Regions from separate parts of the Homo sapiens genome. Here region 1 is linked to region 2. Evidence: read pairs that join two places in POLR2A ChIA-PET (ENCODE). Cell type or tissue: IMR-90. All regions are shown on one strand. Links, peaks and the distances in the headings refer to the core of each region. The heading gives the core; the rest is flanking DNA. Region 1 has its middle 89 kb from the start of LINC01173. Region 2 has its middle 8.3 kb from the start of LINC01173.

Region 1 (15,627 bases), core at 3,085-11,084, 96 kb after region 2:
GAGCCCCACAAGACCTCAGGCTCCAGGAAGCAAGTGTGCCAGGTTGCATGGCCATAGCACAGAGGAGTGTGACCAGGGTGCCACTTTTCTCATCTCTCACCATGCCTTTCAGTTTTGTGCAGCAGAGATATCTTCTCTTGGCCCGACTGTAAACTCCGGCATGCTCTCTCATGTATACATAGTCCCAGTCCAGCAGCCATTATAATTTTCCAGCACAGATGTGGGAATGATGCAGTTTCGAAATGCAAACTTCGAGATAACTCATGTATGAGTTTGCCAGGGTTGCTATATCAAAGCACCACAGATTGCTCAGCTTAAGCAACAGGCATTTGTTTTCTCACAGTTTTAGGAGCCGGAAGTCCATGATCAAGGTGTCAACAGGGTGATTCATTCATTCTGAGGGCTGGGAGGGAGGGTCTCTCGAGGCCTCTCTCGGCTTGCAGAAGGCCCTCTCCTCCTTGTGTCTTCACTATGCCTGCCTGTCTCTATGTTCAAATTTCATCTTTCTGTAAGGACAGTCCTGTTGGATTAGAACTAACTCTAATGACTTCATCTTAACTTGATTATCTTCAAAGACCTTATTTCCAAATAAGGCCACATTCTTGGGCACTGGGGGCTAGACTTTGACACCTTTGGAGGCACCCAATTCAAACCATAACAATTCATTTGATTGAAAAGATCTTTGTAATTTTTTTTTTTTTTTTTTTGAGACGGAGTCTTGCTCTGTCGCCCAGGCTGGAGTGCAGTGGCATGATCTTGGCTCACTGCAACCTCCGCCTCCCAGGTTCAAGTGATTCTCCTGCCTCAGCCTCCTGAGTAGCTGGGATTGCAGGCACGTGCCACCACACCCAGCTAATTTTCACACCAGCTAATTTTTGTATTTTTAATAGAGATGGGGTTTTACCATGTTGGCCAGGCTAGTCTCCAACTCCTGACCTCAAGTGATCCGCCTGCCTCAGCCTCCCAAAGTGCTGGGATTACAGGTATGAGCCACCACCTCGCCCAGCCAGATCTTTGTAATCTTAAGAGTAAGTTACAACCTTTAGGAAATGTGGGCTGGAAGCCATTTAAGGAGGTTTGGTTGAATGGAATGTATTTACAGGATTTTCATGATTGCATTACCCTGCTGTGGTTCCTGCTCAGAAGGCCTCCTGTTAACATGTTTATGATGATCCCCCTTGGTTCACCAGGTGCTGAGTTTAGGAGTACCTTTCATGCAACAAGAAAATATTTTTCCCCTGACACAATATCTTGCAAACACTCTAGGAAATATCAGTATTAAGAAAGCTAATTAACATAGGATATGTAAATCGGCATAAAGTCAACATTTGGCAGGTGAATCCGGTAAGCACCTTTGACACAAAGATAAATTCCCAATCTCCTGAGTGTCTATCTGGATGAAATTCAGGGCCTGGGGCTTGGCTCCTGGTGGATGTGGCTACAAGAAGCTGTCCCTTCCCCAGCCCCTCCCCTGGGCCTCCCTGTCCCCACTCTGGGATCCCCAATTCCTCAGGGACACTGACAGATTCCTGCTGTCTCACAGGGACCCCGGCTGTGGGCTGGCTTTTCCAGGGCATCCGCAGTTGTGCTGGCCTTCCTTCCCTGCTCCTGAGAAGCCTGAAGAGGACCCAAAGGGTATTCACAGCCCCCCACCCAGGGCTGGGGGAGAAGCAGCGGTCAGGAGCAGCCCCGCCGTTCCTAGCTTGAGAGCAGCTGCAGAAGGACTCGGCAGGACCTCTTCTCAGAGATTTCAAAGTGTGCAGGGACTTCAGAATGCATGGTCATCAACTGAATAAGGTTTATTTTACAGCTGAACCCACCTGCTTCCCACCCAGCCTCCTCCACCTGCTGCACTCCTTCCTGATTGAGTGAACAGTGCCCGCTTTGATGGCAGCCCCCAGCTGGAAACAAGGGCACTCTACTGGCCTCCCTCCTCCCCTCACACCCTACAGCCAGTCGGTCATCTCATGTGATGTGCTGGCCCCTCTGACCATCCCCACTGCTGTCCTTGGCCCCTCCCACTGCCCTTATTCACCCTTTATTGACTTCCCGTGATGAATCACGACAGCCTCCTACCTGCACACCCTCCCTGGATAAACCTCCTTCCTTCTTCCAGCAGGATCCAGTCCTCAGATGGAATGTAGGACCCGAGAGGAGGCTCCTGCACTTCCTAGCTGTCAGATCTTGGGTAAGATATTCCAACCCTCTGTGTCCCAGTGGCCTCCCCTGTAAAATGAAGAGGAGGATAACAGTGCCTGCATCACTGGGCTATTGAGAGGATGAAATGAGATAATCTATGTAAACCCCTTCACCTAATGAGTGCTCGCTCAGGTGAAGGTAGCTATGATTACGTCCTTCCCAATGTGCTCCCAAAGTAACATCTCCTCATGTCCATTGCAGTACTTACCATTCACAGAATAATTATTTTGTGTCTTTTCATCACTTAATAGAAGAGAAGCCTTCTGAAGGTAGGGAATCTCTTATTTATGTCTCATGCCCAGAAGTTAGGATGGTGTCTGGAATCTACTAGGTCCTCTATGAATATTTGAAGGAGAGATGTGTGGAAGAATGGATTCATAGAAAGGTGGATGGCTGAATGGTGACTAAATCCAACACCATTCCAGTGTTAGAATCATGTTACAACCCAACATGAAACATTAAGACTTTTTGTCGTATTACTTTAGTGGTAAATGCTCAAATGTAGTTTTGTCCTAAAATTAACCACTGATAAATCTTAGAAAACTAAAAGAGAAAGTTTTGATTTAATTAGTTTTTCCTTTTTTTTTTCTCAGTTCATGTTTCTGTTACAGAGGGGAAGTTTCTGAAAGTTAATAGTAGACATGACAGTAAATATTGACCATGAGGAAATGTTTTCACTCTTAATTATAGAGGATGCTATCTTTCTTTCTGCAATAATAGTGTTCTCAATAAAGAACTTTTAAAAATTATTTATATAAAGGAACATAACTTTTTTTAAAAAAACAGTATTTTGTATTGTGCAAACTGCAATCTTTATATCTCAGCTCTGTCTTTTAATAATAAGGCTTGATGCATGTGTGCAAAATACAGCAAACGCAGTTTCACATCATGGCCAAAACCATCTGAACTACCATCAAACTAATCCAAACAAGGCAAGGAAAGCATTGTCTTTAAGACTTAAATGGTGTAGCCATGTTCCATTTTACAGAAATGCACTTTTAGTCTCTGCAATGGTGAATTTTATGTGATCTTATTGGTTCTGTTTCCCTGGAGAACTCTAATACAATATCTTTTGTAAAATTCTAAATGGGTTTTTTTTTCAAATGCATAAATGATTAAACCTTAATTTGGGGGTGATTCCTATGAGATGAGTAACAATGGGGAAGATCCGCATCAGCATGGCGGGCCCTGACACAGCTTGAGATCACCCCAGTCTTATCTAACCCGCTTCTGTTGACTGTCTACTCCCTGTAGACACAGTACTGGCTTCTAGGTCGCCTGTGAGCAAATCTCATCAAATTCATCTAAATGACCACCAGGCATGAACCAGGATCACATTCTTAAAGGATTGCTGAGGACTTCAGAGTACAGTACTGGGCCTCTAAACACCCACATGCGCCCCCCAAGTGAGGGGAGGATCTTGGCTCTATCAGCTACCACTTCCAGCTCTGCTCCTAGCAGGCGCCATCCATTTGTCTGCCCCTTTGGGAAACTCCTTCCAATCACGTGGTTCCACTGGGAGCTGCTGTCTTCCTCCAGAACCTGACTCCCTGGCCACAGTGGTGGTCTAGGGCTGAAATGCCCACCTGGCTGATCACAGGGCTCCAATCTCTGCTCACAGGTGACTGATCCAAATGTAAGAACCTACACACCATGATTCAAGCCATCTTTTCCCAGGATTTTCTACCAGGAATCAAGGGAAGCCAGTCAGTTCTTCTCGAGTGGCCAAGATGGGCTGATGTGAGCAGCCAGGTCTCCTGCCCTGTGGGGCTGGGAGGAGAGAGAGCAGCCCACTCCGAGGGGCACTGACTAGGAAGAAGGACAGAGCCCAAATTCCACCATTGCCAAGGCCAGCTGGGCTTTCCTCCCTGAGGGGGGTCACAGGAAACACCTGCCCCTTTGCTGGAGCTACTTGGGTTGGGTCTTCATTGGCAGAAACCAAAGAGTCACTCTGATTAGTTCTAAACTACAGGAGCCATTCAGTCTTCTGGGCCTCAGTGTGAACTGGGAATGGCCACACCTCCCTTGAAATCTTAACACTTATGGTGGAGAGTGAGCTGAATGTGTGTGAACTGTGCACACATTACCTTCCCCATGGATCCTATGAAGAGCAGATAAGACTTTATAACCCAGAAAAATAGGAAATGTGTCAGATGTTTACTTATTTTTCTAATCATAATTATGAAAGTTGAGGTTACTTGGGATCCTGTTGTACTAGAATGAGGGATGTGATTGGATGGATTACAAAGCTCATGCATGCACACATAAAACAAACATAAGCAGACAACCCCTTGAGATGGTATATGCATGTCCTAGAATGACTATGACAAAGGACTGTAAAACTGGGTGACTTAAAACAACAGAAATTTGTTCTCTCATGGTTCTTGAGATGGGAAGTCCAAAATCAAGGTGTCATATGGCCAAGCTCCATCTTAAGGTCCTAGGGAGGAATCCTTGCTTGGAGGATCTTAGGCAAGAAATAGCACCTGGTGGCTCCAGGTGTTCCTTGATTTATGGCGGCATCTCTCCAACCTCTGCCTCTGTCCTCACACAGCCTTCTGCCCTCTGTGTCTGTGTCTTCATGGGGTATTTGTGTGTTCGTTCTCTCTCTCTCTCTCTCTGTCTTTTCTTATAAAGACACCCGTCACATTGGAGTAGGCCCACTCCAATCCAGGATGACCTCATCTTAACCAATTACATTTGTAGCATCTCTGTCCCCAAACAAGGTCACATTCTGAGGAACCAGGGTTTGGACTCAGACACATCTTTTGGGGACACAATAAACACACTATGATGGTGCACTCATTTTCCAAACTTCTTAGTGACAAAAAGTAAAGTAGTGGTAAAGTCACCACTGCAGCAAATGTCACCCTGGTCAGGCACCAGAGCACACTGCTCCCTGCTTCAAGCCATGCCCTGGAACATCAGGGGAAAGGATGAGATTGGGGTCATGGAAGTCCTCAGACGGGGCTCCCAGAAGAACCCCAGCAGCCACCACAGAAGGGTTACGCCTGCCTTTGCCTCTGGGGCTCCAAGTGCAGGTCCGCCTGAGACAAGACAACACACTCAGATCTAAAAAATCAGTGGAATCCTCTTGTTCCTCTTAGGTTCATGCAAAGCCAATTCAAGAGTCTGGCCAACTCGTTCCTCTCTGAATGAAGTGAGCTTTGGAACATGACCCACCATTTGAGAGTTAGTCATGGGGTGGTGACTGCCAGACACAATTCTACCCCTCCCTTTCCTTTCTAAAATAACCCCAACCCCTGTTGGTACAGCCGGGTACAGAGACAGCCTGCGAGCCCATCCCAGCCATCACAGCAGCAATCACAGGGTTCAGTCCAGGGCTGGCCATGACCCCCGAGCCGTCACCTTTCCCAGGACAAATGCATGTGTGCTGGTAGCAACAGTTGCTCTCTCCTGCAGTTTCAAGTTGGGAGGCTGTGAAGCTGGGACTCGATTCACCCTCTTCCTCCCCTGAGAAGAAGGTTTGCCCTGGTCTCACTGAGGCCCTGGCCCCTGAGCCTGGTTCTGCAGACCTGCTGGCTCTCCATAGCTCCCATGGCGCTCTGTTTCTACTCCTGAGACTTTCAACCTATTTGTACCTTGGTTCTGATACAACCTCCAGTGTCACTCCTATTGAGACTTGCCCATAGAGCTGGCCCTAGAAGTGGACGCCATCTGCCAAGGACAGTCCCCACTCCAGCCACTACCACCTCCCTCCATCACCTGCCCCACAAATACCTTAGGTGTAATACATTTTAAACTAATTTAACATTAATTAAGGCTAGGCACTGTGCTCATGCCTGTAATCCCGCGCTTTTCAAGGCCAAGGTGGGAGGATTGCTTGAGCCCAGGAGTTTGAAACCAGCCTGTGAAACATAGTAAGACCTCACCTCCACCAAAAAGCAAAAAAATTAGCTGGGCATGGTGGTGCGTGCCTGTAGTACCAGCTACTTGGGAGCCTGAGGCTAGAGGATTGCTTGAGCCCAGGAGGTCGAGGCTGCAGTGAGCTGAGATCACACCACTGTACTCCAGCCTGAGTGATAGTGTGAGATCCTGTCTCTAATAAATAAAATAAATTAACAATAATTTTGCTTATCTCCTTAGAATTCAGTTAGTTAATTGGGTAGGCTATTTTTTTTTTTTAAGTTAAGAGAAGTTCAAATGTGGTTTCTTCTGTTCTCCCACTTTGAAAGCCTCCCAGAACTCTTGTTCTTACAGCTGTCCTCAAATCAGGGAGGCATTTCCCATAGATCCTTTGCTGGATATAAATATTTCAGGCCTCACAGTGGATGCCCGTGTAGCTGTTTGAAAGACTCTTTTAAGAGGATCAGATGCGCTTTCTTATGTTTTAGCTTTTGCTCTCTTTTCCTCCCAATAACCTCTGCCCCTCAGCTCATGCCAAGAAGAGCCTGGGAAGCAGAATGAAGTCACAAAAGGAAAATGTGCAGGAGTTGGGAGGGAGGACCCGCACCCCTTTGCAGGGGGTACTTACTGGCTGGGGGAATTCAGCGCTGATAAAAAGAGATCTGTGCTGGGAGGCTCTTCGCCCAGCTGCCGGCTGGGCTGCCTCTCTCTCCACCTTCCCACAGCCTCCCTGAGGCCCTGGCCAGCTGCAGATGCTCACGGCACAGTCAGGCTTTGTGGAACCAGAAAATTAGTGAGTCAAAGGACCAGAGAATTAGAGCAAGTATGTTAATTGGATATGAGTATAGGCCTCAGTGGACGGCTGCCAAGTCCCCTTTCTCCCTGCGCTCTCCATGCCATCCTTACCAGGAGCCCGGAGCTCCCTGCTGTGAGTGCCGCATTAGCCCAGCTCCTACAGCGCGTGATCCTGCACCAGGCCTTGTGTTTGTATCCACTGTCTCCTACTAACCCCACCTAGCAATCCCACCCATCTCCATTCTGAATATAAGCTAAGTGGCTTGTCTACTTTACCCAGCTAGTGCGAGATGGAGCTGGGATCAAGATCAGGTCTGTCTGCCCCACAGCCTGCACTCTGCTTTCTCCTGGGACAGGCCACCAACTTCACTGCGTTACCTGCTGGTGGTCATCATCCTCTTAGCCTGGAGAGTTCCACTTGGAGATGGGTGTAATTGAAAGCCTCCCAGAACTCTTGTTCTTACAGCTGTCCTGTAAGAGCTGTGGCTGGCCCTGCAATGGAGATGACTGAGTGGTAGGGGGCAGGGGTGGATTTTGCCCCACAGGAGAAATTTGGTAATACCTAGAGACAATTTGGGTTGTCCCAACCTAGGAGTGGGGGGTTGCTCCTGGAATCTAGTGGGTAAAGTTCAGGGCTGTTGGTAAAAATCCTACAATGCACAGGACACCTCTTAAACAAATAATTACTCAGCTACAATGTTTCCATCTTGGTGAGGTTGAGAAACCCTGCCCTACAAAATTCTGCCAGAACAAAGTGCCTACCAGCATCCAAAATTAGCCAAAAACATGGCTAAAAGAGAGCAGGGACAGATCTATTTATTCATTCATCTGACCTGTATTTACCGAGTGCCAGCTAGGAGCCAGGCACTCCTCTTACTGCTGGGGGTTTAATAATGAACCAGACAGACAAGTCCATGCCCCCCACCCCCCAACCGGGGCTGATGTTCTAAGAGGGGTTAGAGTGGAAGGCAGAAATAAAATGAATAACAAGACACTGATAAGGGCCATTCCGAGCATTGCAATGGGGTGGTGTAAGGGGTGGGATGAGATGTCTGATTTTGAGCTGGGGGTCAAAGTGGCCCCCTGCAGAGGTGACATTTAAGCTGAGATCTGAACCACAGGAAGTAGTCAGTCACAGACCAAACAGGAGACAGGGCTTCCTAGAAAGAAGAGAGGGTTACTGCAAAATCTTTAAGATGGGGAGGAGCTTGCTGTATCTAAGGAACAGACAAAAGGCTGAAGTAGGACAGGAGGAAGGTAGGGAGGTGGATGGGACAAGATAAATGGGGCTTCTGTATGCCAGCCAGGGATAAGGGGCTCAGAATTTCAGTTCAGTGCAAGGGAATCGGCTAGAGGGTTGGGACAGGAGAATGATGGGCTCTGATTTGCCTTTTCAAAGAATGCTCACTGCTGTAGGGAGAATGAATTAGACGGCTTTAAGGGTTGAATTGTGTCTTCCCAAAAAAGATAGATTGAAGTTCTAGCCCCCGCAGTACTTCAGAATGTGGCCTTGTTTGGAAATAGGGTCTTTACAGAGATGATCAAGTTATAATGCAGTAATTCAGGTGAGCCCTTATACAATACAACTGGCGTCCTTATGAAGAGGGGAAATTGGGACAGAGACAGACACACATAGAGGGAAAATGATGTGAAAATAATGGCAGAAGCCAAGGTGATGCTCCTCTAAGCCAAAAAACTCCAAAGATTGCCAGCAAACCCCCGAGGCCAGGAGAAGGTCCTAGAACAGATTCTCCCTCATGGCCTCAGAAGGAATCAGCCCTGCTGATGCTCTGACCTCGAACTTCCAGGCTCCAGCACCGAGACAGTAAATGCCTGTGGTTTACTCCACCCAGTTGGCGGTGATTTGTTACAGCAGCCCTGACAAACTAACACAATGAGCCAGAAGCAGCCATATCCGTGTAGGTGGTTACCAGGGTAATCCAGGTGGGAAGGGATGATGGCTCGGACAATATGACACAGTGGGGGACAGAGAAGAGCAGAGCTATGACATGTTTCAGAAACAGGACTCGTTTAGAGAGGGGTGAGGGCAGGACAGGAACTAGGTAAGTTCTGTATTTGGCTTCAGCAAAGGAGAACTGGAAGAGAAACGGGTCCAGGTGGGGGATAAGGGAAGCCTTGGAAATGAAGCAGTGGGTTGGGGCCAATTCCATTTCAGTGCACCCTTGACATCTCCTCTGCTCCACCCCCCACACAGCTGTCAGCAGGCAGCTGGATTTAGTCGATGAACTGGAGATCCAAGGACAGGGCTGGAGAGACAGACTGAGGAGTTCCTCATGATTTATTCTAATGGATCCTCCTTCCCACTTGGAGGTTTTCACCACTAACCGGGCCACTGGCAGGGTGAAGGGTGAAATTGCTGCTACAAAGCAGGCTAGGTCAACCCGAAGATTGGCTTGCATACCACTGAGCTCTTCCTGAAAGTAGCAGCCGACTTCTTTTTCTTCTCTCCTCCTGTCCTCTAGAACCAGGATCCCCAACCCCTGAGCCACAGCCACACACCATGGCCTGTTAGGAACTGGCCGCACAGCAGGGAGGACGGCAGCAGGCTAGAAAGCATTCCCGCCCGCGCTCCACCTCCTGTCAGATCAGCAGCATTTGATTCTTATAGGAGCTTCAATCCTATTGTGAACTGCACACAGGAGGGATCTAGGTTGCACGTTCCTTACGAGAATCTAATGCCCACAGCCCCACTCAACTCACCCCACCTCCCCCAGCCAACATGGAAACATGGAAAAATTGTCTTCCACAGTCCCTGGTGCCAAAAAGATGCTGCTCTAGAATAGCCCAGTGCTGGGCTCTGCTGTCCAGTAATGAACTGGAGAGCAGGAATATTGAGAAGAGGCTGGAGGGGGGCAGAGTAATGGGAAGGACAGGGACAAATGCCCATGCTGAGACTGCATCACGCCCACTCTGCAGTGTAAATGGACTTCTCCCCAGAGGAGAACAGACTGCCCTCCAGGACCTTGGGAGACAAGGGAGCACGGTGACTTGCAGTTTCTGGAAATTTGCAAATGTGCCTGGAAATGCACCTGGCCTGTCTTGGAGAAGCAGCTCCCCTGATCTTTCAGTCACATCTGTCAATGACAGTGGCCAGGTCCCTTCGGTACCACCATCACTTCCACTGCATTGAAGTCCCCACGATATGCCAGATTGCCTGCCCCCTCATGTGACTTTCTGGACTCGAGAGGCAAACTCCCTTATCATGGGGACTAATTTCGTATAGTTAGTGACCTTTTAAGAAAGAAATGGCTCAGCCTTGTCTCTGTAATACAACACTTGTTGAACTCTTCAGGGAAATAGCTAGGTTTTATTCCTGCTTCAAATGCAAGCAGCCAAGGAGCAGAAATGGAAGCAGGAGAGAAAATGAACATTTTCTGACCATCTGCTATGCACAAAGCACTGTGCTCAGAGAAGCTATGTGTATCCTTCATGGAAGCTTCACAGTAATCCTTCCATAAGGGCATCAATTGAGCTATTGAGAACTTAAATTCAGAAAGGCTGAATAACTTGCTCAAGTAACCTAAAGATAAGTGGTGGGGAGGGGAACCCAACTCTGAGGTCATCTTAAATGCCTAGGGCCATGCAACTGCTGCCTGGATGGTTCTAAAGACATGTGACACTGGCCTCACCTGCCAGCAAGTCCTGTTTTGAAAGCTGTGGCTGGTGAACAACTGTGGCCTCTTTTTTGTCACACGATTTAATAGTCACATGATAGTCATGGATGTGCATCTACATGGCCGCCCGCTCTCTGCCATGGTGATCTTAGTGTTAGGATTTGTGTTGGGGCTGCCATGTCTTTGTGACATCATCCCCACCTGCTGCTCTGCTGGGACCAGGCTGCCATGCCCCTCATCCCGCTTTGGCAATATCTAGATTGCAGGCCGTACACAGACTTACATAACCTAACTAACCTTCCTGTTTGCCTTTGGTTGGTGAAGTTCCCTTTTCAGCAGAGTAGAGGATGGTTAACAACACAGATTGTTGTTTAAACTAGCCAACTTTGTAATGTAATCTGAAGGCAAATAGAGGAGAAATAAATGTACTGTCATAGACAAGGTAGAGAAAACTGTCTAGCATATGTGACTGAAATGTAGGCCACTGATCTATGTCTTCCAGGTACAGTTTAGAAGTGTTTGTAAGTCACTCTTGGTTCTGAGCCAACGCAAAATTTTCTCTGACATACTTGCAGTTTTCTCAGTGAATCTCATTGTGAGCTAAGTCTTTATTTTATGTAACAAACACATATTCCCAGATACTGTTCTAAGTGATTTACAAATATTAACTCAGTAGGCCTCATAATAAAGCTAAAAGGTAGGTACAGTAAGGTACGATAAGGAAACAGGGACAGAAAATCATCCAAGTTCATCAGGGCCCAAAACAAGCTCCACTCTGCTGCCCCTAAAATGAAAGAAGGCCAGGCGCGGTGGCTCATGCCTGTAATCCCAGCACTTTGGGAGGCCTAAGTGGGTGGATCATTTGAGATCAGGAGTTCGAGACCAGCCTGGCCAATATGGTGAAACCCCGTCTCTACCAAAAATATAAAAAAATTAGCCGGGCGTGATGGTACACGCCCGTAGTCCCAGCTACTTGGGAGGCTGAGGCAGGTGAATTGCTTGAACCTGGGAGGTAGAGGTTGCAGTGAGCTGAGATCACGCCACTGCTCTCCAGCCTGGGTGACAGAGTGAGACTCCATCTCAAAAAACCAACAATAAAATAAAATAAAATAAGGAGGGAGAAAGGGAGGGGGAAAGAAAGAGAGGAAGAGAAGGGGGAGGAGGGGGAGAAAGAGCAAAAGTCTCTATTTCTTAAGTAAATTTCAGGGAATGATTCTGCAGAGTTCTTCATTATTTTCCCCTTATAATAAATCTTATTCATTTTTCTTTTCTCTCCTTCCACCCTGTCTCTGCATTACTTCACTCCTTAAGCAGAAAAACTCTGCCTTCAGGGCTAACAGTCACCACGTCTTCTGCTTTGGCTCTGAAAAATATTCTATAGCCTATTAATAAACATGTCTCCATTTTTGGATTAAATTATTACTCAAGGCACACAGAACAAATAGAACTGTTTGAGGTTTGGCAAATAGTACCTCTCTCTTAAGATGTTCAAGTGACAAGATCATACCTGATAGATGAAAACAATTAGATACAATGGAGGAACAGCTCCAGTCTACAGCTCCCAGTGTGAGCGACGCAGAAGATGGGTGATTTTTGCATTTCCAACTGAGGTACTGGGTTCATCTCACTGGGGCTTATCAGACAGTGGGTACAGGACAGTGGGTGCAGCCCATGGACCGTTAGCCAAAGCAGGGTGAGGCATCACCTCACCCAGGAAGCGCAAGGGGTCAGGGAATTCCCTTTCCTAGCCAAGGGAAGCCATGACAGATGGCACCTGGAAAATCGGGTCACTCCCACCCTAATACTGTGCTTTTCCAATGGTCTTAGCAAATGACACACCAGGAGATTATATCCCAAGCATGGCTCAGAGGGTCCCACGCCCGCGGATCCTCCCTCATTGCTAGCACAGCAGTCTGAGATCGAACTGCAAGGTGGCATCGAGGCTGGAGGAGGGGGGCCCACCATTGCTGAGGCTTGAGTAGGTAAACAAAGTGGCCTGGAAGCCTGAACTGAGTGGAGCCCACCACAGCTCAAGGAGGCCTGCCTGCCTCTGTAGACTCCACCTCTGAGGGCAGGGCATGGCTGAACAAAAGGCAGCAGAAACTTCTGCAGACTTAAACATCCCTGTCTAATAGCTTTGAAGAGAGTAGTCATTCTCCCAGCATGGAGTTTGAGATCTGAGAATGGACAGACTGCCTCCTCAAGTGGATCCCTGACCCCCAAGTAGCCTAACTGGGAGACACCTCCCAGTAGTGGCCGACTGACACCTCATACAGCCAGGTGCCCTCTGAGACAAAACTTCCAGAGGAATGATCAGACAGCAACATTTGCCGTTCTGCAATATTTGCTGTTCTGCAGCCTCTGCTGATAATACCCAGGCACACAGGGTCTGGAGTGGACCTCCAGCAAACCCCAACAGACCTGCAGCTGAGGGTCCTGACTGTTAGAAGGAAAACTAACAAACAGAAAGGGCATCCACACCAAAACCCCATCTGTACGTCACCATCATCAAAGATCAAAGTTAGATAAAACTTTGATAAAAAAAAAAATGGGGAGAAACCAGAGCAGAAAAGCTGGAGATTCTAAATATCACAGTGCCTCTTCTCCTCAAAAGGAATGCAGCTCCTTGCCAGCAATAGAACAAAGCTAGATGGAGAATGATTTTAACGAGTTGAGAGAAGAAGGCTTCAGACGATTGGTAATAACAACTTTCTCTGAGATAAAGGAGGATGTTCGAACCAATGGCAAAGAAGCTAAAAACCTTGAAAAAAGATTAGACGAATGGCTAACTGGAATAAACAGCATAGAGAAGACCTTAAATGACCTGATGGAGCTGAAAACCGTGGCACAAGAACTACATGATGCATGCACAAGCTTCAGTAGCTGATTTGATCAACTGGAAGAAAGGGTATCAGTGATTGAAGATCAAATGAATGAAATGAAGCAAGAAGAGAAGTTTAGAGAAAAAACAGTAAAAAGAAATGAACCAAGCCTTCAAGAAATATGGGACTATGTGAAAAGACCAAATCTATGTCTGATTGGTGTACCTGAAAGTGACGGGGAGAATGGAACCAAATTGGAAAACACTCTTCAGGATATTATCCAGGAGAACTTCCCCAACCTAGCCAGGCAGGCCAACATTCAAATCCAAGAAATACAGAGAATGCCACAAAGATACTCCTCAAGAAGAGCAACTCCAAAACACATAATTGTCAGATTCACCAAAGTTGAAATGAAGGAAAAAATGTTAAGGGCAGCCAGAGAGAAAGGTCGGGTTACCCACAAAAGGAAGCCCATCAGACTAACAGCGGATCTCTCAGCAGAAACTCTACAAGCCAGAAGAGAGTGGGGGCCAATATTCAACATTCTTAAAGAAAAGAATTTTCAACCCAGAATTTCATATCCAGACAAACTAAGCTTCATATGTGAAGGAGAAATAAAATCCTTTACAGACAAATAAATGCTGAGAGATTTTGTCACCAGTAGGCCTGCCTTACAAGAGCTCCTGAAGGAAGCACTAAATATGGAAAGGAACAACCGGTACCAGCCACTGCAAAAACATGCCAAATTGTAAAGACCATTGATGCTAGGAAGAAACTACATCAACTAACGAGCAAAATAACCAGCTAACATCATAATGACAGGATAAAATTCACACATAACAATATTAACTTTAAATGTGAATGGGCTAAATGCTCCAATTAAAAGACACAGACTGGCAAATTGGATAAAAAGTCAAGACCCATCAGTGTGCTGTATTCAGGACACTGAATACATGTGCAGAGACACATATAGGCTCAAAATAAAGGGATGGAGGAAGATCTACCAAGCAAATGGAAAACAAAAAAAAAGCAGGGGTTGCAATCCTAGTCTCTGATAAAACAGACTTTAAACCAACAAAGATCAGAAGAGACAAGGAAGGCCATTACATTATGGTAAAGGGATCAATTCAACAAGAAGAGCTAACTATCCTAAATATATATGCACCCAATACAGGAGCACCCAGATTCATAAAGCAAGTACTTAGAGACCTACAAAGAGACTTAGACTCCCACACAATAATAATGGGAGACTTTAACACCCCACTGTCAACATTAGACAGATCCACGAGACAGAAATTAACAAGGATATCCAGGCATTGAACTCAGCTCTGCACCAAGCAGACCTAATAGACATCTACAGAACTCTCCACCCCAAATCAACAGAATATACATTTTTTTCAGGACCACACCACACCTATTCCAAAATTGACCACATACTTGGAAGTAAAGCTCTCCTCAGCAAATGTAAAAGAATAGAAATTATAACAAACTATCTCTCAGACCACAGTGCAATCAAACTAGAACTCAGGATTAAGAATCTCACTCAAAACCGCTCAACTACATGGAAACTGAACAACCTGCTCCTGAATGACTACTGGGTACATAACGAAATGAAGGCAGAAAGAAAGATATTCTTTGAAACCAATGAGAACAAAGACACAACATACCAGAGTCTCTGGGACACATTTAAAGCAGTGTGTAGAGGGAAATTTCTAGCACTAAATGCCCACAAGATAAAGCAGGAAAGATCAAAAATTGACACACTAACATCACAATTAAAAGAACTAGAGAAGCAAGAGCAAACATATTCAAAAGCCAGCAGAAGGCAAGAAATAACTAAGATCAGAGCAGAATTGAAGGAGATAGAAACACAAAAAACCCTTCAAAAAAATCAATGAATCCAGGAGCTGGTTTTTTGAAAAGATCAACAAAATTGATAGATCACTAGCAAGACTAATAAAGAAGAAAAGAGAGAAGAATCAAATAGACGCAATAAAAAATGATAAAGGGGATATCACCACTGATCCCACAGAGATACAAACTACCATCAGAGAATACTATAAACTCCTCTATGCAAACAAACTAGAAAATCTAGAAGCAATTGATAAATTCCTGGACACATACACCCTCCCAAGACTAAACCAGGAAGAAGTTGAATCCCTGAATAGACCAAAAACAGGCTCTGAAATTGAGGCAATAATTAATAGCCTACCAACCAAAAAAAAGTCCAGGACCAGACAGATTCACAGCCGAATTCTACCAGAGGTACAAAGAGGAGCTGGTACTATTTCTTCTGAAACTATTCCAAT
Region 2 (15,627 bases), core at 3,989-11,988:
GTTCTGACAATGTATACTACTGAAATTCGGGAGGAAAAACCTAGGCACATTAGGATCTCATATCCAATTGTATCATGGGTTGTCCGGAAGAAGACACCAATAAACAAATCTTCCTTTTAGTCTATTCATAATAGGATTTAGGTTGTTATCTGAACAGAAGGGGTCAGAAATAGGAGAAGATAGGAGAAGTTATTTTGATAAATGGGCAATGGCTTACTTATGAAATCCTGAGCATAGGTCTCCTTCTCCAAGTCGTATTTGGTGTGGGACAGTCCACTTTCCTGCTGTGGAAGACACCGTGGGGTCAATAAAACCACTGGTGATCCTGCAGGCTGAGCAGGTCTCACCTCTTTACTTTAGCTCAGGATTCTAAAGAAGTCTTGGCCAAAGGAGAATACTCCGCTTCACCAGGGAGCAAAACCATTTCCATTGTTGTCCCTTGATCAACAAACCTTAGACAGAATCCAATAGTACCATTTTGCAATGCTGTATTTTAATTGCTGAGAGAGGTAAAAGTCATCAGAAATCTTGCAAATGAGCCCCGATGTTGCTGAAATCAGCATTTTCCAATCTGTATACACAGGTATTTATAATTGTCCAGTGTTTCACTGTATGTCGGCAGAGGCTGATAGTGATTAAGATGGTAGGAAAAAATGTCATAACCATAAAGCTGGAGAAAATTGAAGTGCAATGTGCTCTTCAGACAGCAAATGGAAAAATAAATGGGTCAAGTTCTCATTTTGGCAATTCAGGGGGAAATTTTTTGAAGTAATGAAGGGAACTAGAATTAGATAGGATGAGAAATTGGCTCATGAATTGAAAGGCATCGTCTGTATCCTAAGTAATAAGAAATTCCAGACGTCGGCTAGAGTATTCACCTTGCCCTGATGACATCTCAATAGAGTCTTCAAATGTTTATTGCAAGGGAATGTAAAAATTTTATAGGCAAAACATATTAGCTAACAAAGCACTGGATTATAACAAAAAGGAAAATAGCTTTCATTAAGTCTATATAACGCATCTAGCACTTCCCCACTCATTTTAAGGTGATTGTGTGATTTCATCCTCTCAAGAACTCTGTTGCTGCAAACAACGAATATGAGGCTAAACACTTAAGCTTCTTGTTCAAGCTCACACAGCTGGGAAATGGCACACCTGGGTCCTCAAGCGAGGAACCCTGAACACAGATGCTTTTCCATTTGATCACACCCTTCCCAAGATTCTGAGCTAGGTTCAGCCACAGGCCGGCAGTGTGACCTCCACTCTACTCTGGGTTACCGCACACCTGCAGTGAGGTACACATTGCTAGAAGTAGGATTGGAAGCTGGATAGGCTGTTCCTGCCTCATGGTATTTACCACCTGATAGGGCCTCCAGCAATCAGCAATTCACCATATCCATTAAAAAAACATCAGCGAAGTCATTTAATTTCTTAGCTATCCAATTTCTTCATCTGCAGAGTGAGAAATGTTTAACCTTTCAGTGATTCAGAACTAAGAGCATGCAAAAAAGTCACCTACAAAGGTTTTGAAAAATTGAGTTATCAAGGCCCTACTCCAAACCGGCTTTTGAGTTGAGGCCTAAAACATGTAATTTGGAAACTTCCTTAGACGATTCAATTCAAACCTGTATTGTAAGAACCAATAGAAATGCTGACTCCAAATTCCTTTCTAGGACTCAGGTGCTAGTTTTATCTTTAGGAGATCTTTAAATATCTCTCCGTTATCCAGCATTTATACTTGAACACTGGCAGAAAAAATGCCTACTGACATTGGACTACCAGGTATTGGAGTGACTTCTGAAAAAGAAAAGGATTCGCCATCTTCACACGGGGTTACAAGTTGAAACTTTCCCCTTAGCAGAATACACAGCTAACAAGAGCCTTTCGGCTGGGCGCGGTGGTTCACGCCTGTAATCCCAGCACTTTGGGAGTCTGAGGCAGGCGGATCACGAGGTCAGGAGTTCAAGACCAGCCTGACCAATGAGGTGAACCCTTGTTTCTACTAAAAATACAAAAATTAGCCAGTCATGGTGGCGTGCGCCTGTAATCCCAGCTGCTCAGGAGGCTGAGGCAGGAGAATCGCTTGAATTCAGGAGGCGGAGGTTGCAGTGAACCGAGATCACACCACTGTACTCCAGCCTGGCTGACAGAGCGAGACGCCATCTCAAAAAAAAAAAAAAAAAAAAAAAACGAAAACGGAAACAAAAAACAAAAAACCTTTCATGTCAAGCAAGGAAATGAAGAAATTCCGATGCAAGGTCCCTCCACCAAAGAAATTCAAGTTCCAAACATGCTGCTGGGGAATGGGCTTCTGCCTAGTAGAAAAATCTAGTATTTGGCCCAGGGTGATGGGAAGAAAGGGAAAGCAAGATTAAGAATTTACAGATATCATTGGGCAGGAAGTGAACTTCAGACCGTGCAATCTGGAGTATGAGCAAAACTGAACTGGTTTTTGGAGGGGCAGAGAAGCTACCAAAATCATCCAGATCATATGTATGCAAAACACATCATTTTAGAAAATGTTTGCAAAAGGAGAGAACTTCAAGCCAAAATTACTCTTCCTGAGTTTTCCACAAGTAGCCACAGACTTTGTAATAAGGAAGGAAATTGAACACAATGAACACAGAATTCCATCTACACACAAAAATTCATGGAAAATCACTTCAAAGTAAGGGGAAATGCGATGATGGTAAATTACAATTCAAATTACTACCAGATCAATGTTATTTTTCCTATTAGATTTTATTTTTCCTTCTCTGCTTCTGTAAGCTGAGGCTGTGAGAACAGGGGCTGCCTTGCTTCGATACTTAAGCCAAAGTTGGCCCATGAGATTGTAGAAAGGTTAACCGGCTCTGCAGCAAGAAAAACATAGGAAGGCTATGAATTAATCTATTCACTGTCTTCCCCCTCATTCGTTCCCACATAGCCCCCATTATCTTCCATGAACCTAAACAGCCAGTGCTGTGTCACTACTGGTGGACCTCCCAAGAGCTTCCTCTGTCCCTAAAAGTGGGGCGCCAATTCATACCCAGGAAGAGCAACCACAGCTTCCACCCTCTCCCTACATAAAAATTATAGCCATTCCAGGGATACTGCTGAGCATGGACTAGCAAGACCCAAACTGGGGGACATGGTGTACCAGAAAACCTGGGAGCACACCTTGGACCCAGTCCAAGAGGCGCAGAGGCAATATCCCAATGGAAGCCACCAAGAGGCAAACCAGGAAAACAGGAGCTAACATCAGGAATCTGCCAGGCAGAACAACCAACAGGGGGCAGTGACTCCAAATTGACTATAGGAGGTGCTGGCCTGATTCCGGGAGACAGCAGGACCCTCAACCTCTTGGGTGTATATGCTTCCAAGAAGATGAATGTGTGTGTCTCTATGGGCACCACTGGGCCTCCAGTGCATTCCATATGGGACCCTACCTCTTTCTGGCACCTGTAGTCAAGCTGCCCTTTCCTATGGGGACCTAAGGGTAAGCCTCATATCAGGCCCTTCTGAAAAGTCCCCAGCACCTATGTTGGAACTTCACCATTATACTTCCCTTTGAATCTGTGCTATTTTGCAAAGTAAAAAATACCTCTTCTTTGCCATGAGTTGGGCTATGTCTTAACTCCCTTGTAAGATGATAAAATCCTTGAAGGAAATTGCTTTTGTCTTACTCATCTTTTTCTTAATCACCCTCCCCACTATGTATTGAATGCACACGATTGCCTTAAGTGGAATCCAGGGACTTTCCCTCGGTCGCTGAAAGTGTGGTTCCAACAAGCAGCAAAACACCCTCAACTCAGACTCCAGCTCCTTAGGGCCTAGAAGGATTCCAGGTAAAATATTGCCTTGCTTTTTAAGTCAGGCAGTAGAAAGGGTCCAGGCTCCACACTCACATAGGAGGTGCCACCCTTCCCTAGAGCATCGATTTTTTGCTCATGCTTTACATAGACATCATTTTTATTATTAAACAGATATAAATACATTATAGAAAACAAAATTCTACATATTTCTTATACAAAACATGAGTCCTCACATGACTGTCAATATCTCAATGTACCCTGCTCTGCCATTAAGACAACTCACTGCAATATGTAATCCTCAACATAGAAGCATGAACAGAAACGTGACCTTGTTTTACCATTGCCAGACCTAGGCTTTACATGATGCTGCTTAAATGAGACACACGGCTACCCCTGGGCTTAGCAAACCAGAAGCCCAGAGGGGAATCTCTCGGAAGAATAAGTACATGAATCTATATGAAAGCCTTCCTAATCCACGGTGCTCAGTCACAGGAAGGCTTCAGTAGGTGTCACTGCAATGGCGTGGTCACCTCTTTGCTACATGGAGTGGGCTGCTGCCAGGCTGGGCTCAGCTGCGTCCCCCTGGGGTCTCCCTTTTTGACATCTTGTGTTTGGTCTTTGCAGGGAACTGATTCCCTCGCTCTTTGTCGCAAGCTGCAAAGCCAGCACTCAGCTCTGAGATGAAGGCAGGATAAGCAGCAGGACCTCCCCGGTAGTGAGCAGATGGATTAGGACTAATTTTGCAAAGGTGAGGGGGGAAGGTTGCCATGGGATCCTAGCTCTGAAGAATGGCAAGCAGATGTGGGGAGTGCGGGGGTTGGGGGAGGCAGTGGGAATCCTATCCAACTCAGTGTGCTTTCCAATTAGGAGCCTTTCAAGTTAAGGCCTCCTTCAGGTCACCTTCAGCCACTTCTTGAAGGTTAAACAAGTCTTGCTTCTAGTGTGCATTATGCAAAGTGGGTAACAATTACTTGTTGTTTATTAACATCATATATTTTATGGTCAGACTTGACCCTGCCAAGCCCCCAACAGACCCGCCACTGGGAGAGGAGTCCCCGGCAGGCAGGGCCCAGTCACCCCCAGCTCAGCTCCAGACTCTCTGCCACAGACTGCTACATCCTGAATTTTCTTATAAGATTCTCTTTAAAAGGAGATTCCACCACTAAGATGTTGAAAGCATGGGTTTGACATGATGAAGCCTGCATTCAGAATCCACACCCCTGTATTGTCTCTGCCCTAACTCCACGAGCTCACATCAGCTTGGCCTTTCAGGTTGCATGTCCTTCCCTCTATGTCCCTTGTCTGGGGACCTGAGAAACCTCAGGTGAAAACTTGGCAGAGGCTGGTGCTTCTGATGGTATCTTGAAGGTTAAGTGCAAATCCTGAAGCATCAGTTTCCTCCCTGCCCCTTGCAGAGCACTGATAACCAAACCCACATGAGAAAGATGCAGAGGCCTGGTGCCCGGTATGGGCTCACTGCCTATCAGGCTCTACCTCTGCCTCCCAGCACAAACAGTGAAGCTCTGTGGAAGACTGGTGACATCATTCTTATCAAAAAACTTGAGGGCTGAAGACTTTGGGAAACTGAACAGCCTTTCACTCCTGCCCTGCCTAAGCCCAGCCTGCCCATCTGATGTGCATGGCCCAGTGCCCTGAAAGTCAGCAGTCAGGACTGCAGCGAGGAAAGTGAAGTGGGCGATGGGCTCCCCTAACCCCAGTTGGGTCTTTGAGCTCTGAAACCCTTGAACCTGAGAGATTGTCACTAGGTAGGGTTTTGGTTTGGAGCAGAAAAAAACAATGGCTGCTGCATTCACCATTTGAAATTGGTGTCGACGGATGCTCTACCATCTCTGAAATGAGAATTGTGTTCTTGTCATCAATGCAGTGCGCACCCAGCTGATTTTTTTAGGAACTAGGTATTTATAAAGAAGCAAGACTGATCACCAGACATGTAACTAGGAGCCTCAGAGAATCACTGGTTTTAATTATTGGAAATATTATATTTGGGTCCTATAGGATATGACCTGGAGGATCCATGAAGATCCCTTTGGTTACAACAAACAGAAATTTCAGGTCATACTAGTTGGAGCAAAAGGGGGTGCTCATGAAAAGGAAATTGAGTTTTCTCATATAATGAGATAAAGATGGGCATCAGGAACACCTGTAACTAGGCAAGAGCCTGACCATAGGAGCTCTGCTTCCCCTCCAATCTCCATTGTGCTCTGAGTATCAGCTCCCTTCCCTCTCCGCAAGGTGAGTGTCCTCAGCAGGCCCTGGGACTCATACGTCCTGGCTTCCACCACCGAAGAGCAATGGGCTCTTTTCCATGTGCATTTCAAAACATTCCTGGAGAAAAAAACTCACGTGGCCAGGCTTGGGACAGGACATCCCTGGCCCAGACAATCAAGGCCAAGCACAAACGCCTTATTCACAAGGGGAGAGCCACCCCTAGGGAAGGGTATGGGGTCTGGGCTGACCACACAAGAGGGTCTCAGCCCTTAGGCCTGACCTTTATGTGCTAAAGCAGAGACTGGAAAACCACAGCTGAATCTGGTTGACTGCTTGTTTTTGTAAATGAAATTTTATTGGCACACAGCCACACCCAGCTGCCTTCCTACAATGGCAGAGTTGAGTAGCCATGACAGAAACCCTATGGCCAGCAGAGCCTAAACGTTTACTATCTGACCCTTCGGAGGAAAAGTTTGCTGACCGTGTGCTAAAGGGTAAGACATTTTAGGAGAGAGCTCAACAGTGGTCCCCAGGTCTGGAACCAGCTCATAAGGAAACAGCCATCCTCCTGTCCCAGGATTTATGCTGTTTAGATGCATTCTAATAAGTAATAAAATGGAAATGTTGTGACTTGGGGTTGAACTTTGTGGACTTGGAGCCAGTGCTGTGATTTTCTTGTGTATTCTGGATCTTTGGATCTTCAGGGAAGTGAGATGTGGGAAAGATTTGGTATTGAAATAACTTAGCTTTTGAGGCTCTCAAGGAAATATGCCAGTTCCAGTGATGTCATAAGAAACACGGAGGTTACAGAGTGAAATGCATTTACAACTATTTGATGACTTTTTACGGGGGATAATGGGATAGGTTTTATAGAATAGTAGCAAGTCTGCATCCTTTTTACTGAGCAGAATTGTACCACATAACTTGTGCTGCCATGTGCTGAGGGTTACCCTGTGTGACTCTCCCTGGAAGGTCTGTGAGATACTGTGAGGGTACTGGAACAGAGGGGACTCTTTTCCTCCTCCTGCATAGATGTTCATCAGGCAGTCATACTGGCAGGCATGGCCAGCTTGAAAGCTTTCTTCAGAACCATCAAGAGGCATTCACTGATCCCTTATGGATGTGAGGTGTGTTGGTAAGGACTGGAGACACTGCCCCATGAAGGAGTGGATAGATCTCTCCTGAAACATTATTCAGCTCTGCACATAAGCACTGCAGGGAAAGCAACCGTCCTGCTTGATCCAGCCCCCAGGTATGAAGTCCACTGGCCTCTCAGAGAGAAAGAACCAGGAGGAAGGGATGGTTGGCTTGAGCCTCTCTCTCCCCTCTTCTCTCTGTCAGCACCCTACCCCCACTACACAGTTGGCACATGGAGAGGTAGGTGAAATGAACAAACCCATCTGCCAGATCATAGCCCCAAGGTCAGTAAGTTAAAGGTCAAGCAGAGAGTATGGAGTCTCTCTCCTTAAGAGGCTTTCCTTTGAGTAGATTGGCTGGATTCCCAGACTCTCTCTCTACTGGGCTGTTCTAAGCTCCCTCTGTCTTCTCCTCATGTAGCTGAGGTTAGAGGTTCATATGAGAACTTTCCTGGCCTTTGAGTGTCCTGAGACAGACACCCAGGACCAACTTTGTGTTGGCCTCAGGGTGAAATTGCCTCTATGACTTCATCTTTAGGATCAAAATTGGTTCATCATGTGCTCCAACCCTTCTGAGCTGCAGAGACTACACTGGAACTTAGTGCATGGGGCTGGAGCTTCAACAGTGATGTTCCCCTGAAATTGTTCTCTGGGCATGTACCTCTCTTGGAGACCTTAAGGGGAGGAAAGACAAAGTAAGGTTGAAGTTTGGGTCTTTCTGGGTCCACTGGCCCAATATTATCTCATAATCTCATCTCTGTCCCCACAAATACCAATCTAGATCCCTTATCTCAGAGGACAATGCTCTGTCCAAGCCCAGAGTGGAAAAATGCTGAGCCCATCTCACTGTCAACTCTCTAAGCAGGAGGAGGGGAGAGCTGTCCTGGGAAGACTGCTCTAAAGCTGTACCAGGCATCGCCTTTTGGAAGCTCTAAGATTTTGTCATAAAAAGCAATATGGAAGAGAGGATTTCATTAAGACAAAAAGACAAAGCCAAAATATATTCCAAGCTCACATTCAAAAAAAAAAAAAAAAAAAAAAAACCGTAAGACTCCTTTTGAGAAGCTTTATAGGAGCTTTTCATGTCATTGAGCTCTTCTAATCTAGATACTAAATTGCTTTCTGTTCACTCATCATTCTTAGCATTCCTCATGAGGACAAACATAAAATAAAACAAAACAAAGCAAAACCAACAGCTAAACATGGCTAGGAAGCCAGTCAAACAGTCACACCACACAAGGCAGCATTCATGCCCCCACACATCAGGGAAGATACACTGAGAATCATTGCTCAGTTGTTCCCTGGGAGATACAGATACCAGTGGGCTGGGGGAGATCCCTGAACACCGGTGAGACCTTGACCCCAGCCGGTGCCCAGGCTCTTGACATCCTCACGAGAAGGAATTCAAGTATGAGTCAGAAAATAGTGCAAGTATGGAGATTTATCACAAAGGGAAAAGTACAAACTCTAAAAAGGGAGGTGTGGGTGTACTTCAGAGTTAAGTAGATGGAGTTTGGGGCTGCTACCTTTATGGATTTCTTTAATCAAGGGGTGGAATATTCATGAAAGTTCTTGGAAAAAGGTGAAGAGTTCTTGGAAAAAGGTGAAGATTTCTTGGAACTGTGGTGCCATCCATTTTTTACATCAAATATGGGTGTTCTCAGAACCATCATGGTGCTGGTGGGTGTGTGGTTAGTATGTTAATGAGCACATAATGAGGTCCTAGGAGAAACCTAGGTCAAATCCAGTGCCATGTTGGTTCCAGTCATTCTCATCCAGCTTGGTCCACACCCTGGTTTTTCAGGGTCTTATCAGCCCATGGGCTGTAGTCATGTGAAACTCCTGCCTGAAATGTTTTATTCTCTTGTGACCAACCTATATTATTCCTGTCTCAAAACAATGACCTCAGAATAACACCTGAGTTATAGGATAGAATATGACCCACCCTGAGGTCTCAGGGTGATCTACTGTGAACACCAGAGTCCTCCTGAATGAGTTAGTGGATGTTGGGACAATTTTAAAGAAGAAAGCAGTACAATGCTTTCTTTGCACAGCCTCCCAGCACTGACCACTTATTGTTTCATCACAGGGCCAGGTTGTAGGCGAACCCTCACATTATTTATATTTCCTCTACAAAAAAGAGTGCCAGCAACCTGAGATTGCATTCATTAATCTAAGCAGGTAAAAGCCAGCAGGACTGCAGCTGGAAATGGTTTCAGGAAAATGAAGCAGAGATTGTCTTCCTTCAATATCTTATGGTAGGATGATCACCCAGCCTCTATCAGTCCTCAAAACAGGGACAAATGACACCTATTACTTTCCTGATAAAGTTTTGATGTGTGTACTCATGGGTAAAAAGCTAGGTAAATGACTAGGAAGACCATCTTCCAGTCCCCAAATAAAATAAGACTAAATAACAGAGAAGTTCAATCTCCTTCAGGGAGATTGGCAAAAAGGATGGAGTTGTCAAAACAAAGAGGGGCCACTGCTTTTTCTATTGCCATCATTTTAGTGCCTTTGCACCGTCTAAACTTGTATTTGCTCACCACCGAGGTTGAAGTTGGGATAAAAGTGGGGGGGAAGGGAAGGCAAACATTTGCTTGAGTAAGAGATCATTGTTTCCATAGCTGTTTGCTATGTTTTCTTCCTGAGCCAAACACCACACACCTGTCTCCTAAAGAAAAGACAGAGCCTGTTTAACCAGCAGCATAAGCAGGTGTTCTCTTGCTGTTCTAAATGGACTGCTTATTCTTGCAAGCAGAAACATGCTGCTCTAAACAAATGCCATCCAGTTGCTTCTAAATCTGTATGTCTGAAACACCTAGGGGAGCTTGCTATAAATATAAATTCCCAGACTGTACCTCCCAAGATTCTAATCCAGTTGGTCTGGGCAGGGGCCTAGGAATCTGAATGTTGAGTAGGCACTTCTGCTCCTCCCTGGGAATGCTGGGAGCTAGGCATAGCAGTTATTCTGCATTCCCATACCTCACGTTAGCATTTTAGAGCGGAAAAAAGGAACTTGGGGATCATCTAACTCAGCCTCTTTGTTTTACACAGAAATAACTTTGAATCTGAAACAAAGAACCTGATTCGACCAGTCAGGGCTGAGAATGGTGGAAAATCTCTGGTCCAGGCTGCCTGCCTCTTGCTGAATTGAGAACTTTGGGATATGTTTCTGTAAAAGGCTAGAAGCAAATAACTTTGGGGGCAGGGGAGTCTTATTAGGAGTCATCTATAGAAAGAAGCCTTTGTTCGGAAAAGATGGCTTTGAAAAAGCAAATGTTAGTGTAAGATGCTATATTAGAGGAAGGGCCCGGGAAAATCCGGCCTGGGGCACAGGGGCACAAGAACCGGTCTTTGTTTGGCCATCTGCAGTCTGCATCTGAGTGCCCAGGGAAGAGGCAGGAACTCAAATGGCTAATAGCTTTTGAACTCCAAATAAAAGGCAAACAAAGCCATTCTTAAACAAAAGGACTGTAGTCTTGAAACAATTCTTAAAGAGAAAGGCCCCGTTGATGTGTATTCCTCCCAAATGGAACTTAATTAGGCCACGCATGTTCATGCACTTTGCAGACACCAGAAAACCCAATCCTTTCTGTATTCCTAGATCCAGGAGGAGCATGGGTAGCTTACAGCTGCCTCAGTAGCACTATATGGATTGTCAGAGATATTGTGTAAATAATTATGGAGTTACCTCTGATAACATGTATGCCCATAATGGAACCACTTCCGGGTACCCTGCACACACCCTTCACCCCAATTCTTATTGAACCACAGGACCCACAGCAGAACAGATGTTGCTGAGAACCCTGGCCATGGGCCTGTCAGGCAGGGATGTGCACATTGTGGGTGTGCTTAGTGTGGATAATGGGGATTCCTGGCAAATTTTAGACCTGGGTAACAGCGAATATAATTATTTCTAAAATTCTGGGTGTTTTGATTTTCATTCCCTTAAAACTTGCATCATGAAATGGGGGCCGTCTGAAGAATTCTCAACAAAAGGAAAATAGGAAGAAGCAGGGCCTCCCTGGGCACTTGCCCCACAGTTTGAGTGATGTGTAGACCCACTGTGATGCATTGAGCTCATCACTTTATTCATTTAGAAATGCCTGCAGTGCACGTATCCATGGGTTTCTAACCACACAGCCCATTAAGCAGAGCTGACAAAATTGAGGCCCTGTGATATTCTTGCAGGTACTGATAGAGCTGGCACAAGGACCCAGGAGACCTCCCACACAGCATCCTTTCTACACCAAGACACAGCCTTGATGACTCATCCTCTGTTGACATGAATTTCCAAATTATTAGCTCTTTCCTGAGTAATCAGTGACATCTCATCTTTCCTGGGTTTGCATGGAGTCTTCTGGAAGATTTGGGGTCAGTCTCTACAGCAGCTGCATCTTAATGTGATCCCCCCATGAGTCAAGCCTTGTGTGACCCTTCCCCTTGAGTGGAACCTGCGACTTGATTCTAGCCAATGGAGTATGTCAGAGGTGATGGGATGCCCCTCACTAAAGGTAATGTTACATGCAAGGTGGTATTCCAACCATGGGGCCATGGACCAGTACCCGTTAGGAACCAGGTTGCACAGCAGCAGGTGAGTGGTGGGTGAGCCAGCGAAGCTTCATCTGTATTTACAGCCGCTCCTCATTGCTCACTTACCACCTGAGCTCCACCACCTGTCAGATTAGCAGCAGCATTAGATTCTCACAGGAGCACAAAACCCATTGGGAACTGCGCATGTGAGGGATCTAGGTTGTGTGCTCCTTATGAGAATCTAATGCCTGATGATCTGTCACTGTCTCCCATCACCCCTAGATGGGACTATCTAGTTGTAGGAAAACAAGCTTAAGGCTCCCACTGATTCTGCATTATGGTGAGTTGCAGAATTATTTCATTATATATTACAATGTAATAATAATAGAACATGCACAATTAATGTAATGTGCTTGAATAATCCTGAGACTGCCCCCCACCCCACCCCTGGTCCATGGAAATATTGTCTTCCATGAAATCAGTCCCTGGTTGCTGCTGTAGGAGATGCTCTCACAGCTGACTGGAGTGAGATTACTTGAAGACATAAGCTGCCATCCTGCAAGAACACCACATGGCAAGGAACTGCAGACAGCCTTTAGGTGCTGAGAACAGCTGCAGCTACAGCCAGCTAGAAAAGAGGACTCAGTGTAGAGCCACAAGGGACTGAATTCTGCCAACAACCACACGAGCTTGGAAGAGGCATGCAGCTTGGCTGATATCTGACCACAACCTTGTAAGAACCTGAGGTCCCAACTAAGCCATGCCCAGTCTGCTGACCCACAGAAGTCGCAAGAGGATAAATGCACAGTTGATTCTCATTATACACCATAGTTATGTTCTGTGAAGTCACCATGAACACCGAATTAGCAAATACCATTGCTGCTATGGGGAATGCAGGGTTAGGTTCCTATGAGTCTCTGGTCACAACATTTTTTGGTCACCCAATCAACACGTAACCTTGTTTTATGTGTGTTTCTATTGACAGGCACCTGATTTAATATATATTGTTGATTCGTTACATTGAACAACTCGTGGCCAACAACGCCACAACTCATGCCTGTGTGAAGCTTCTCTAACACACGGATTTCCTCCAGGAAGCACATCACAGCCTTCTCATGCTTGGGAACACCAGACGGCTCTTCTGTGCTGTGCTTGGGACCATCTTAAACAGTGAAATCACTATCAAAAACACAAATTGGTGACAAACCATGGCACTAAATAGACTGTGAAAAGGACAATTGTTTACAACGTGCGAGCTGGAGCAAGAAGGCAGAGCGTTGCTTTGCTCAACTCAGTGGGATGTGTGCCTTGGGTGACTCAAATGTTTCAAAGCTCTGTGCACATCCACCAGTGAGCATGAAAGCACCTCGGGTATCAATTTTGGGGTTACTAATCGATTTCAGCAGTGGGAGAATTCACAAATACGGAATCTGTAAATGATGAGGATGGGCTGTTTTGTTGTTTTCAGCTGCTGAGTTTGTGATCACTTGTTAGGCAGCCATCGCCAACTAACTCAGTCTCTCACTGCCGTCACTCTGCCTGCCGGCAAACCCCAGCCAAGCTCCCTCTCAGAAATAAAATTCTGTTTCCGGTGAACATGCTGTTTCATACTCTGACTTTCTTTGCCTTCAGTCTTCCTTTGAACGTGACTCCTGTTCTGCACGTATGAGGATGTTAAACAAATACTGTTCTTCTGACACAACCTTTCTGTTACTTGAGTGTTTTATAGTACATTCCTAGAACTCCTATGTATTAGAAAAGCACAAGGAGCTGGAAGGCTTTGCTGCACTTCATAAAAATATGGTCTCTGTAGCAGACACAACTCATTCCCTCAGCCTGGCTTAAACATGAGGTCAAATCTCCTTTATTCCTCATTTTAAATCATCACATGGTTTAAGCTTTTTTCGTATCCCGCAAGATCATTTTTCTTGCTTTTGCAAGAATCCCACTTCCTTTCCCTGATGGATCAAAGAATTCCAGAGCTCACTCACCATGACTCACCCATGCCCCAGCCAAGTTCACAGGGCCGACAGAAAACCAGGAAAGTCGTTCTGTCCTCTGGCCAGCCCAGGCCTTGGCTGCATTGCTGTGGTCATTGACCTGCTGCACAATTTCTCAACCCCAGGGTCACCGGCCACCAGCGACTTTCCTTTCCTCTCTTCTATACCATTACAGAAAATTGGTTGAATATCTCCATGTGACTGAAGCAGGGACTGTCCCCTCTCACATCTGTCCCTCAGTGCAGGCACCCTCGCCCTTTGGACACAATCCTGAATATCAGACCAGCCAGATGTGTCCCACATTCATTGGCAGAATTGAAGCTGAAAGACCCCAGATCCTGCTCTGTACAGCCTGGGCTTAGCGCTGTCTCCAGTAACTGAGCTGAGTAGGTTGACACCTGTGCATAAAGCCATTGCTTCTCCCAAGGCTTGCACAGAAGATTTAGTGGGCAGGTTGCTAGCACCTTCTACTCTCCACTCAACATTGTCTCAGAGACCATCATCTAACTCTCCACATTAGTGCACCCCTCACCCTCCGAATATGGAATCTGCCCCTCCCTCAATCAGTCCTCAAAACCAGCCTGCCCTCAAGACAGGGTAAAAAACCCTCCCGGGTGCATGTACAGATCCTCCTCCTTTTACAACGGGGTTATGTCCTAATAAACCCATTGTAAGTTGAGAATATCATAAGTTGAAAATGCACTCAATACGCCTCGCCTACCCAACATTATAGCTTAGCCTAGCCTAGTTTAAACATGCCTTAGCCAACAGTTGGGCAAAATCATCTCACACAAAGCCTATCTTATAATAAAGTGTTGAATATCTCATGTAATTTATTGACTTCTGTACTAAAAGTCAAAAACAGAATGGTTGTATGGGTAGCATTGCAAAGTTGAAAAATCACAAGTCAAACCATGGTAAGTTGGGACCCTCTGTGTTAAAAAATATTATCACAAAGGAGCTCAGAGTAGGACACAAACATCCTCATGTTGAACTGCACCACTGCAGCACAGAACTTAGATAAATGAAGAGAAAGAACAACACTACGTTTATGACATAGGAAGAAAAATCTGATTGTCCACACACAATGAGCAATGTTTCCCCATCCCAGGGGTTCAGAGTGATTTGTCTATTTCCCCATGTTGCTAGGTTAATCATCATCATCTGCTTCAATGCAGCAAAACAGGAGGAGAATTAATGAACCATTTCACAGCAAGCACTCACCGCGTCTCAGCATAGGCTTACAGAGTAGCCTCAAAAATAAATTACGCAGACCTGCTTTATGCTTGCAGAATGGAGAGAAGAGCTAACAAAGCCATAATTTTCCCTTCTTTTAAGCCTCTGCTCAAAATATATAGTTTTCCACTTTGGTTGATTCCCTTAGGATTTTGTATTGGTGGTGATTGATTTTCTTCTTTTATCGTTATCAATTGACGCTGTGTTCTCAGATCACTGAACATTAGAGATGTTACAATCCCATTTTTAGAAAGCTATAAAAAGTTAAATTTGGAGAATGAGGGACAATACATAAAAAGCATTCTGAAGCATACTAGCACTTTGGCCTATAAAATGAAGATAATTGTAATAATTTATCACATAATTCTGCTTAAGATTTAATTATGTTGTGACTTTGAGATTTCTTCTTTCAGAATTTATAACTGCAATGAATCTTAAAACAATAAAGGAGTTGGAGAAGAATAAGGCAGAAGAAAATCCTTGATGTAAAAAAGATACAAGCACAGGATTCTTCAAAGAAAAAAGAAGAATGAGACAAATCTATGTGCCAATGATTACTCTCAACTCAGCCGTTAGCTCATTTGCATTATTTTAATATACATCACCTGCTCATAATATTCCATTTGGCTTCAAAATTCTTCCTCCCTCCATGGCAGAAGTGATTGGACATTATTCTCATGTGACTTCTTTATCCTA

The links. Peaks named below come from ENCODE experiments on the same cell type or tissue, not always from the same donor. Only the 100,000 strongest peaks of a DNase experiment are listed, where the experiment ranks them.
Region 1: POLR2A ChIA-PET joins it to region 2 with 16 read pairs; 5 of 35 experiments call an interaction of 5 or more read pairs at or near these places.

Annotation. Positions count from the first base shown.
Region 1 is chr2:234,763,454-234,779,080 of GRCh38, forward strand. No RefSeq gene overlaps it. Among named protein-coding and RNA genes, the nearest start is that of LINC01173, 89 kb to the left of the region's middle. RefSeq lists enhancers at 1,389-2,588, 8,850-9,351, 9,352-9,851. In IMR-90, for the core only: no CTCF peak of the experiment used is centred there; a DNase peak (open chromatin) is centred at 6,738; H3K27ac peaks cover 2,524 bases.
Region 2 is chr2:234,666,560-234,682,186 of GRCh38, forward strand. No RefSeq gene overlaps it. Among named protein-coding and RNA genes, the nearest start is that of LINC01173, 8.3 kb to the right of the region's middle. In IMR-90, for the core only: no CTCF peak of the experiment used is centred there; DNase peaks (open chromatin) are centred at 8,412 and 11,442; H3K27ac peaks cover 3,034 bases.